2 separate regions of the Homo sapiens genome follow, and region 1 is linked to region 2. The links are chromatin contacts, found by Hi-C or POLR2A ChIA-PET in ENCODE. All regions are on one chromosome and are shown on one strand. Each heading gives the region's core, a stretch centred on a gene start or an enhancer-like site at or near the end of the contact. The rest is flanking DNA. Distances are from core to core; before and after follow the strand shown. Region 1 overlaps ENPEP (glutamyl aminopeptidase). Region 2 holds the start of ETNPPL (ethanolamine-phosphate phospho-lyase).

Evidence for each region. A loop is a pair of places that touch in the nucleus more often than their neighbours do. ChIA-PET counts read pairs that join two places held with the same protein, here RNA polymerase II (POLR2A).
Region 1: a loop to region 2 is called in a map of posterior vena cava, with 18 times the contacts of the local background. The contact joins the enhancer-like site here to the promoter of ETNPPL in region 2. A Hi-C loop is called at or near these places in 1 of 168 maps with a recorded cell type or tissue (posterior vena cava). POLR2A ChIA-PET finds 5 or more read pairs at or near these places in 1 of 52 experiments (K562).

The regions. Positions count from the first base shown.
Region 1 is chr4:110,501,575-110,506,494 of GRCh38, reverse strand. The region is part of intron 3 of ENPEP (glutamyl aminopeptidase); the gene reads right to left. Among named protein-coding and RNA genes, the nearest start is that of ENPEP, 28 kb to the right of the region's middle. Within about 2 kb of position 2,839, at least 3 of the 41 ENCODE cell types and tissues checked have a DNase peak (open chromatin) inside an H3K27ac peak, as active enhancers do.
Region 2 is chr4:108,760,758-108,765,503 of GRCh38, reverse strand. ETNPPL (ethanolamine-phosphate phospho-lyase) reads left to right here and starts at 2,451. Exons shown (of 13, transcript NM_031279.4): 1 at 2,451-2,661. The coding sequence starts at 2,606.

The sequences.
Region 1 (4,920 bases), core at 1,590-4,089, 1.7 Mb before region 2:
AGCGTGTTGTCTCATAAATCACTTCACATCTCTGAGACTCTGGAGGAATTTTATGTAAAATGTTAATAAAACTTCACAACTCACTAAGTGATTTTAATGACTAGAAATAATGTAAGACACAATGGTTGGCATGATGTCCCAGACATTTGAAAAATGTTATTAATTTTTTCTACTTAGAACATATATTATCTTCTTAAAATCTATGAATTTATCTATTCATCCATCCATATACCCACCTATCAATTTCTCTCTTGCGCGCTCTTTCTCTTTCTCTTTCTCTGTCTCTGTCTCTTTCTCTCTGTGTCATTTGTCCTAGAGGAATTGAATTAATGGGATTTTTCTCATGCAAAGAGCCCCTGAATACGTGTTATCTACTTGTGCTTTTCTATCTAGTTATTTCGAAATAACCCTTTTGATATTCCAACTATTCAGCTCCAGAACCTAAAATATAATGATCCAAACTTTCCCTGAGAGAAAGTCATCTTGGTAAGCTACATCAATTCTCTAAGTCACTACTTTGTGTCCTTATGACATAATTTATAAATCAAACCAAGTACAGATTTTTGTCCCCAATTCTAAGCATGTCTGACTTTATAAAAAATTTTCAAGAATCCTCTTCAACATAGTGTCGTGAAAGTAGATGTGGTCTCTGGAAAAGAATATTACAGGTGTTTAGGCATTTCTCAATATCTGAAAGAGGAAGCAGTACCTCAGACAACTAGTGTCTGCTAAAAGTTTGTGAGAAATTCAAATAAAATATACCTGCTAAGCCTACAACCTGATTCAAAACCCTCAAGGAAAGCAAAAGATGTAATCATTTAGTAAGTTCAAGACCATTTACCTAATTAGAACAGCTGACTCAGGATTTAAACAAGAAAAAAAGAAAATATTGCCCACTCTCTTTATTATTCCCAATGCGTTGCTAGTTTTGGTATTCACTTAGGCACACATCTTGAACCACCTTTTCCTAGAAGCAAAGAACACTGGAATGATTCACGAATATAAAGAACACATTCTGAAAGAGCATCCCTTAAATTACCAGTGCTGGCTCACTATTCTCACATCCACTAGGTAACTGGCATTCTTGCTTTATTTGCATAAATAAAGATGTGTTCGTCTTCACCTCCGAAGACGGCACAACTCACTCAATCATCTCAATACTCTTAGAAGTTTTTTTTTTTTCTTACAGAAGTGATGATACATTTTCTCTAATAGTTGTTAAGCAATCAAAAAGTGAAACTGTTTGGATTACCCTCCTGTCCTCTTTGTGAACAATGACAGGTATTTTTCCAAGAAGTTGAGTGAAACTAAGGCTCCAGTTTTTGGCCATTGAACAGAGTAAAGGGAATTAACCGTCTAAAATAAAAGTCATCACGTTCGTACAGGATTGCCATGTCATAAACCAAGAGTCTCAGAATTTTTCTTCTGTGAACTAATTGGTGTGTCAAAACTCTCAGATTTTCTATCACATCTGTTCTCTGCATTAAAAACTTCAGGAAGGGCAGTCCTCTTGACCCGCTCCACTGTTGTCTACATATTCAGTGCTTTGGTGCTGCACACAACATTTGGTGAGCGAAAGAGAATTGTAAAAGAAGTTGAAAGATCATGGTGAGGTCTCCCACCGTAGGTGGAGCAATGGGAAGGAGACAGACTCAATGTGTTCTTTCCACTAATATTTTCTCATTTCCCATGTCAGTAAATGAACTCCCTTTAAGCAGTATGCTTCTGAGACAATGTAATTCATTTTTCTTTTTTTGTATTTCTGTTGGTGACAGTGGAAGGCAGTGTTTAAAGAAGATTGATGTTAATGTAAATTCAATCAAAATAAAAGCAGTCCCTTCCTCTTTTGTTTCTGAGAAACTCAAGTCCATAGAAATATGCTCTGTCTTTGCAGCCTGGTCAGTCTGCAGATCATCTGTGATCTATGACCCTTCATAATCAGGGTCAGCTCTTCACCAAGCAGGGACCTCAGCTCAGGCCAGCAGTGCAGTGGCCCCATCCCCTGGCTGAACATTCCCAGTAGCAGCAGCTCTGCATTTCTCTAAGGTGGATCTCCCAGAGGCAACTGAAAGCCCCTCTGCCATGGCTGCTGCAATGGTACTGCCCTTGCTGCCCTTGGACTAGGTATGGATCAAAGACCCTGAGTGCTTTAATCATATCTCCAGTAAGCTGCAGCCACCCTAAGGAAAAGAAGCCAGTTTGTCCCAGCCACAACCCCCTGTTACCCCTGCTCATCACCAGGCAGGCCCTTGGCTTGGGCCCACAATACAACCACCTGACCCCGGGCTGATTGCACCAATTGGTAGTGGCTCTGCATTTCTCTGGGGTGGAGTTCCAAAAGACCGGTGAAAAGCCCTCTGCTACAGCAACTGCCAAGGTCCCTTCCCCTGCTGCCTCCAGGCTGCAGAAGGAGCATAAAGCCTGAGCTTGCTCCAAGGCTGTGGTGAGCAGCCCAGGAGTGCCAAGCTGAGATCTGCAGCCAGTACTTGAGTTGGAGAGGAGCAGGCAGTTTCAGAGCACTGAGAGAGAGCACAGCTGCAATTAGGAGGAAACACAGAGGAGCCTTGTGGCTGAGCAAGAGCCTAACTACTGGCCATTATGCTTAAGCACCATCTACTGGATCATAGCCCAAACTTCAGCACCAAAAATACTTTGCTAACATAACGCCCCTGAGAAACAAAGGACATGAATTCAGCGCAAATAATGACCCAGCACAAACACTTCGTCCTCTGAAAACATCCAGGAAAGAAATCAACTGACTGTACTCAAATTACAGCACAGTTGAGGGAACATCAGCCACCACAGTTGAGGGAAAGTCAGCCCACACAGATGAGAAAGAACTAGTGCAGGATCTCTGGCAGCTCAAAAAGCCAGACTGCCTTGGTTCCTCCAAAGAACCACACTAGTTCCACAGCAAGGGTTCTTAACCAGACTGAAACGACTGAAATGATAGCAATAGAATTCAGAATATGGATAGGAAGGAAGATCATTGAGATTCCATTGAGAACCATTGAGAAAGTTGAAACCAATCCAAGGAAACTAAGGATTACAATATAACAGTACAGGAACTGAAAGACAAAATAACCGTTATAAGAAAGAACCAAAATGACCTGACAGAGCTAAAAAAAACACACTACAGGAATTTCATAATGAAATCACAATTATTAACAGCAGAATAGGCCAAGCTGAAGAAAGAATCTCAGAGCTCAAAAACTGGCTCCCCAAACTAACTCAGTCCGACAAAAATAAAGAAAACATCCAGTTCATGTCCTTTGTAGGGACATGGATGAAGCTGGAAACCATCATTCTCAGCAAACTGTCACAAGGACAAAAAACCAAACACTGCATATTCTCACTCATAGGTGGGAATTGAACAATGAGAACACTTGGACACAGGAAGGAGAACATCACACACCAGGGCCTGTCGTGGGGTGGGGGGAGCGGGGAGGGATAGCATTAGGAGATATACCTAATGTAAATGACGAGTTAATGGGTGCAGCACACCAACATGGCACATGTATACATATGTAACAAACCTGCACGTTGTGTACATGCACCCTAGAACTTAAAGTATAATAATTAAAAAAAAAGAAAACATCGAATAAGAAGAATCAATATTGTTAAAATGGCCATACTGCCCAAAGCAATTCACAGATTCAGTGGTGTTCCTATCAAACAACCAGTGATAGTTTTGACAGAATTAGAAAAAAACTATTTTAAAATTTATATGGCACCAAAAATATAATTGCCAAGGTAATTTTAAGCAAAAAGAAAAAGCTGGAGGAATCACATTACCTGACTTTAAACTATACTACAAGCCTATAGTAACCAAAACAGCATGGTACTAAGACAAAAATAGACACACAGACCAATGACACAGAATAGAGAGCCCAGAAATAATGCCATACACCTGCAACCATCTGATCTTCAACAAAGTTGACAGAAAGAAGCAATAGGGATAAGACTCTCTATTCAATAAATGATGCTGGGATAACTGACTAGCCGTATGCAGAAGATTGAAACTGGACCCCTTCCTTACACCATATACAAAAGTCAACTCAAGACAGGTTAAAAAGTGTAAAACCTAAAACTATAAAAACCCTGGAAGATAACCTAGGAAATACCATTCCAGACATAGGACCTGGCAAAGATTTCATGACAAAGATGCCAAAAGAAACTGCAACAAAACCATAAGTAGGCAAATGGACTTAAACTAAAGAGCTTCTGCACAGCAAAAGGAACTATCAATAGAGTAAACAGACAACATACAGAATGAGAGAAAATATTTGCAAACTATGCATCCAACTAAGGTAAAATATCCAGAATCTGTAAAGAACTTAAATCAGCAAGCAAAAACAAACAACCCTATTAAACAATGGGCAAAGGATGTGAACAGACACTTTTCAAAAGACACTTTTCACATATGGCCCACAAGCATATGAAAAAATGCTCAACATGACTAATCATTAGAGAACTGCAAATCAAAACCACAATGAGATACTATCTCACCCAGTCAGAATGGCTATTATTAAAAGGTCAAAAAATAACATGCTGGCAAACTTGTAGAGAAAAAGGAACACTTATACACTGTTGGTGGGAATGCAAATTAGTTTATCCATTGTGGAAAGCAGTTTGGCAATTTCTCAAAGAACTAAAGCAGAATTACCAAATGATCCAGCCATCTTATTACAGGATATATATACCCAAGGAAATATAAACTGTTCTGCCGTAAAGACACAGGCCTCCATACGTTCATCACAGCACTATTCACAGTAGCAAAGACGTGGATGGAATCAACTTATTTTCATCAACAGTAGACTGGATAAATAAAATGTGGTATATATACAGCATGGACTACTTCACAGCCATAAAAAAGAATGAGATCATGTCCTTTGCAGCATCATGGATAAAGCTGGAGTC
Region 2 (4,746 bases), core at 1,202-3,701:
AAGAAGCCTTCTCCTAAATAAATGGTTAAAACATAAGGTAGCACTCTTGGGAAAGAGTGAAGAGAAAAGAAGAGGGTTCAGGACTCTACCCTTATAAAGACCAAATCATGATCTCATTCAAGCCCTACTTGTAATGCTTTGAGTCAGAGAGTTTCTTCTTTTTATGAGACAGGGTCTCACTGTGTCATCCAGGCTAGAGTGCAGTGGCACAATCTTAGCTCACTGCAGACTCTTCCTCCTAGGCTCAAGGGATCCTCCCACCTCAGCCTGCCGAGTAACTGAGATTACAGGTACACGCCACCATCTCTGGCTCATTTTTAAATTTTTTGTACAGACAGAATTTCACCAGGTTGCCCAGGCTGGTCTCAAACTCCTGAGCTCAAGTGATGCACCTGCCTCAGCCTCCCAAAGTGTTGGGATTACAGCTGTGTAGCTCCCCACCAGCCACAGAGCTCAGTTTTCAATACAAAGAAATTGGGCCTCAGAAAGGTTAAGAAGCCCAGCTGGTTTATGGAAGAACCAGATCTAGAACCCAAGACTCTTAATCCAGAGTTTCTTAAGGCACTGGGAATATTAACAACAAGAATCCATAAAGTTTTATGAAGGAAGTGTGACTATGACTTCACCAGGTCAAGGTGGTTTGAGAGTAGATATACAGTTGGCAATATCTTTCAGGCACAGAACTAGACCAAGATTACATAACTGGGATTTCTTGCAAGTCTCCAAAGTGCTTCCTGCTCTTCATTTATAAAACACGGAATTCTTTTTTTTTTCTTTTTTTTGTGGAGGGGGATGGAGTCTCACTCTGTTGCCCAGGCTGGAGTGCAGTGGCATGATCTCAACCCACTGCAACCTCTGCCTCCCAGGTTCAAGCAATTCTCCCTGCCTCAGCCTCCTGGGTAGCTGGGATTACAGGTGCCCACCACCACGCCCAGCTAATTTTTGTATTTTTTTAGTAGAGATGGGGTTTTGCTATGTTGGCCAGGCTGGTCTGGAACTCCAGACCTCAGGTGATTCGCCCAGTTTGGACTCCCAAAATGTTGGGATTACAGGCGTGAGTCACGGCGCCTGGCCTAAAATCTGGAATTAACACACTGTTCCTCATAGGACTCCATTTCTCTTTCTACCTTAGGCAATCCAATTCTACTCCTCCTGCAGTGCATGAATATATATTAATAACTTTTTTCAAGAGAAAGATCAGTTGCAAATACTTATCAAATGTGTTGATACATGCAAATTAGGCTTTCCCTGCTGCCCTTTCAAAACACAGAGAGAATAAAATGACCTATCCTTAACCCAATGACTAAGTGTTTGTGTGAACTTGAATAAACCTTCACCTTTCCTGTGCCTCACTGTTCTTATCTACAGAGCAGAGAAGTTAAACCAGATGACTTCTAGTTAAAATAATGTATGATTTAATGATTCAGTTAATTAAGATTCTATTGGGAGGCCGAGGCGGGGGGATCACGAGGTCAGGAGATCGAGACTATCCTGGCTAACATGGTGAAACCCCATCTCTACTAAAAATACAAAAATTAGCCGGGCGTAGTGACGGGCGCCTGTAGTCCCAGCTACTCGGGAGGCTGAGGCAGGAGAATGGCGTGAACCCGGGAGGCGGAGCTTGCAGTGAGCCGAGATTGCGCCACTGCACTCCAGCCTGGGTGACAGAGCCAGACTCCATCCTCAAAAAAAAAAAAAAAAAAAAAAAAAAAAAAAAAGTTTCTACCTGTGCACATATTTAGCTTCAGATATGATCTGTGTGAGAAGACCATCTTGAAGGAAGTCAAGAAATCTAAGAATGAGTCCCGTTTTCAGCATCAAGTGGATATATAATCATTAGAACAGGGAATAACCTCACTTTCCCCGTTCATTAAATGGGGTAACACTCGTGGTCATCTCTCAGGGTTGTTTTGAAGACTGAACAAGATAAGTCATGTGAATGTGTTTTGTAAGTTGTATAGTTAGAGGAATTAGAAGTGTAATCATTGTTAAAGGAGATGTTTGAAACACTGCATATATCATCACTGCCAATGGAGATAACAGGCTGAGTCCGGGTTATTTCTCGTTAGGACGCGTCCTTGTGCTGAGTAAATGGTAGGTTACCTTATCAGACTGCGCAGTGAGTCTTGATCCGGGAAGCGCCTAACTCCTGAATTTTTACCAGAAAATAAAGGACTACACTAAAAAGAAACCAGAAAGAACGTGGGAAGGAGGGAATTCGCAGGCAGAGGAGGAGGAAAAGCAAAGACGAGGCAAAGTTAGGAGAATGAAAGGCGAATTCAGAGGAATGATAGGGGCGGGTAGGGCCGAGCCGGCCTGGCAGGACAGGGTGGTGGCGAATGAGCTGCTAGCCCGGCGACCTGCCCGCGGCCCCGGCGGGGGAGGAGGAGGGGCTTGGCAAAGGGCAACGCCAGAGCCAGACTTAAAAGGGAGATGATCCTAGCTAGTTGACGCCACCGGTGACCTCCGACGCCCCGGGCAAGAGAACGCCAGGAGGGATAACGGGAGGAAGGCCGGCCGGGGCCGCCAAGGCAGTCCCAGGCTCGCGTAGGAGGCGCGCAGACCTTGCACCTTGCACCTTCGCAGCGCCCTGCACCCCGCCACCATGTGCGAGCTGTACAGTAAGCGGGACACTCTGGGGCTGAGGAAGAAGCACATCGGGTAAGGGCACCCTGGCCCGGAAGTAAGTGCAGAGAGGGGGCAATAACGAGTGCAGAAGGTGGAGAGAGAAAGCCGGCTAGGGAACAAACGATGCGCTGCAGCCGCACTCCGTGCCCGCCGCGCCTGTGCACGCGCCCCGCGCGCCTCCACCTGCAGGGGCCGCGCGGACTCCCAGAAACGCTCCTGGAACCCGGAACGCTGGGCTTCCTGCCCGCTCGAAAGTCCCCGGCTCGCTCTGCAGCCGGCGGACTAGCGGGGGCTGCCGGCCGGCTAGAGGGGTTGGTGGATGACGGCCAATAGCCCTAGCAGACACCATTCCAGGGATGGGAGATGGGTGGAAGAAGGATAGCGCTCCGCCACCCCCACACAACTCGAAAGTTTTTGGAAACTGTGAACTGAGAAATATTTTTTCATGATGGCTCCGCAAACAAACCAATTCTGACAATTTTTACTTAAAGTGAGCTTTTTCTTCTTGCATGCTTGGTTAAGTGATGAAGGGTTTATCTAGCCAATAGAAAAACTTGAAACCACCTTCTGTTAGAAAAGCAGAGACTTTATTTAGATCCCTCTTACCCAACTTGCTCTCCCAAGCTGTGTTCTTCCCAGCCTGCTTGTCTTGCCCCCGTCACAAACGACTTAGTAATATAAAGGTGAGTATATAAGACCGACAGGGGCTCTAGCTCTCGTTGGATGTCATATTCCCTGTGTGGACCTCTGTCAAATTAATTGTCTCTTCTATGAAAGTAGGAATAACATTCTACTTCACAGGAGCAAGAAGATGAGATTAATATGTTAGTGTTTTGTGCGTGGTTTTTAAAAAGATACGTGTAAATATAAATGATGATTAATGACCCCGAATACTGTAAAGTCAACCGTCTGCAATATTCACTTGAAATGAACGACTGCAGCCGGGCCAGTGGGCATGAGAGAGCACTTGGGGTTACAAGGAAGAAAACAATCCGCATCCTCTTCGGAGGAATGCTGGACAGTTTCTCAGACTGAAGCTCCTCACCCCAACTGGAGGGGTTTCTGGGTGGTTTGGAAGACTAGTTCCATCTCTCTCAGCCGCTAAGTGGGATCAAAATAATCCAGTTCTTTCCCCATTAATCAATCACTACCCTACTTTTTCTAATCACTCACTGCGTTAGTTTTCAATCTTAGTTAGATTCCGGTAAATGCCTAATGGTTTCTGACATGAGCAGAACAAATTTTCTAAAAGCACGAGTGTAGCCATGGGCTGACTGGATAAAGGAGAATTTTACCTGAAGTCTGACGGGCAAGGTGGAAAGTGTATTAAAAAGGCAATGTGAAGTCTGCAGCTTTCAGCTCACATCCTTAACAAAGTTTTTTTTTGGATTTTAACTTGTAGGTATAAACTAACAGCTGAGTTTGAACCAATAAGAAATTCTTATAAAATACTATTTTCATTTCAGCTGATGATGCTTAAAAAAAATCAATATATAACACAACCTTATGCAATTTTAAAATTTGAGGTTACCTACTGTTTGTAATAATCAAAATTCCTTCTAAACAGTTACATATCAATTTAGTATATTTCTACTACTAGAACTACCTCCAATGTGTGTGAGGGTTTTTTTGTATGTATGCAAAATCACCAAAATAAATAAATATATTTAACTTTAGTTCTTAAATGTTCATAAAGCCAAGATTAGAAGCCTTTGTGAAATTTCTATGTGCTAAAATGTATAATCCAGCCATTCATCCAAATAAAAGTATGGATGACCTTATTATGCTCAAAAAACATATTAAATGCTTAGAAGAATAATTGAATTTCACTATTTAATAATGGAAAATCCATTTGATACTGGACAAGTACCACTCAAAATACATGAAAATGAAAATAATCTATAAAACTTCCTGCGTAGTATTTAACTCTAGGTTATTTGCATTTAGCTTTCAGTGCTATTCATGTCTTTATACATTAGATTGAAGGGGAAACAGAGATGTCTACCTTGGGCTACAGCACAACACAGCCTACTTGCAAATTCTGGTTTTCTCATTTACTGTCTGTGTAGCCTTAAACCAGTTACTTAATTTCTCTGTGCCTTGGTCTCCTCACCTATA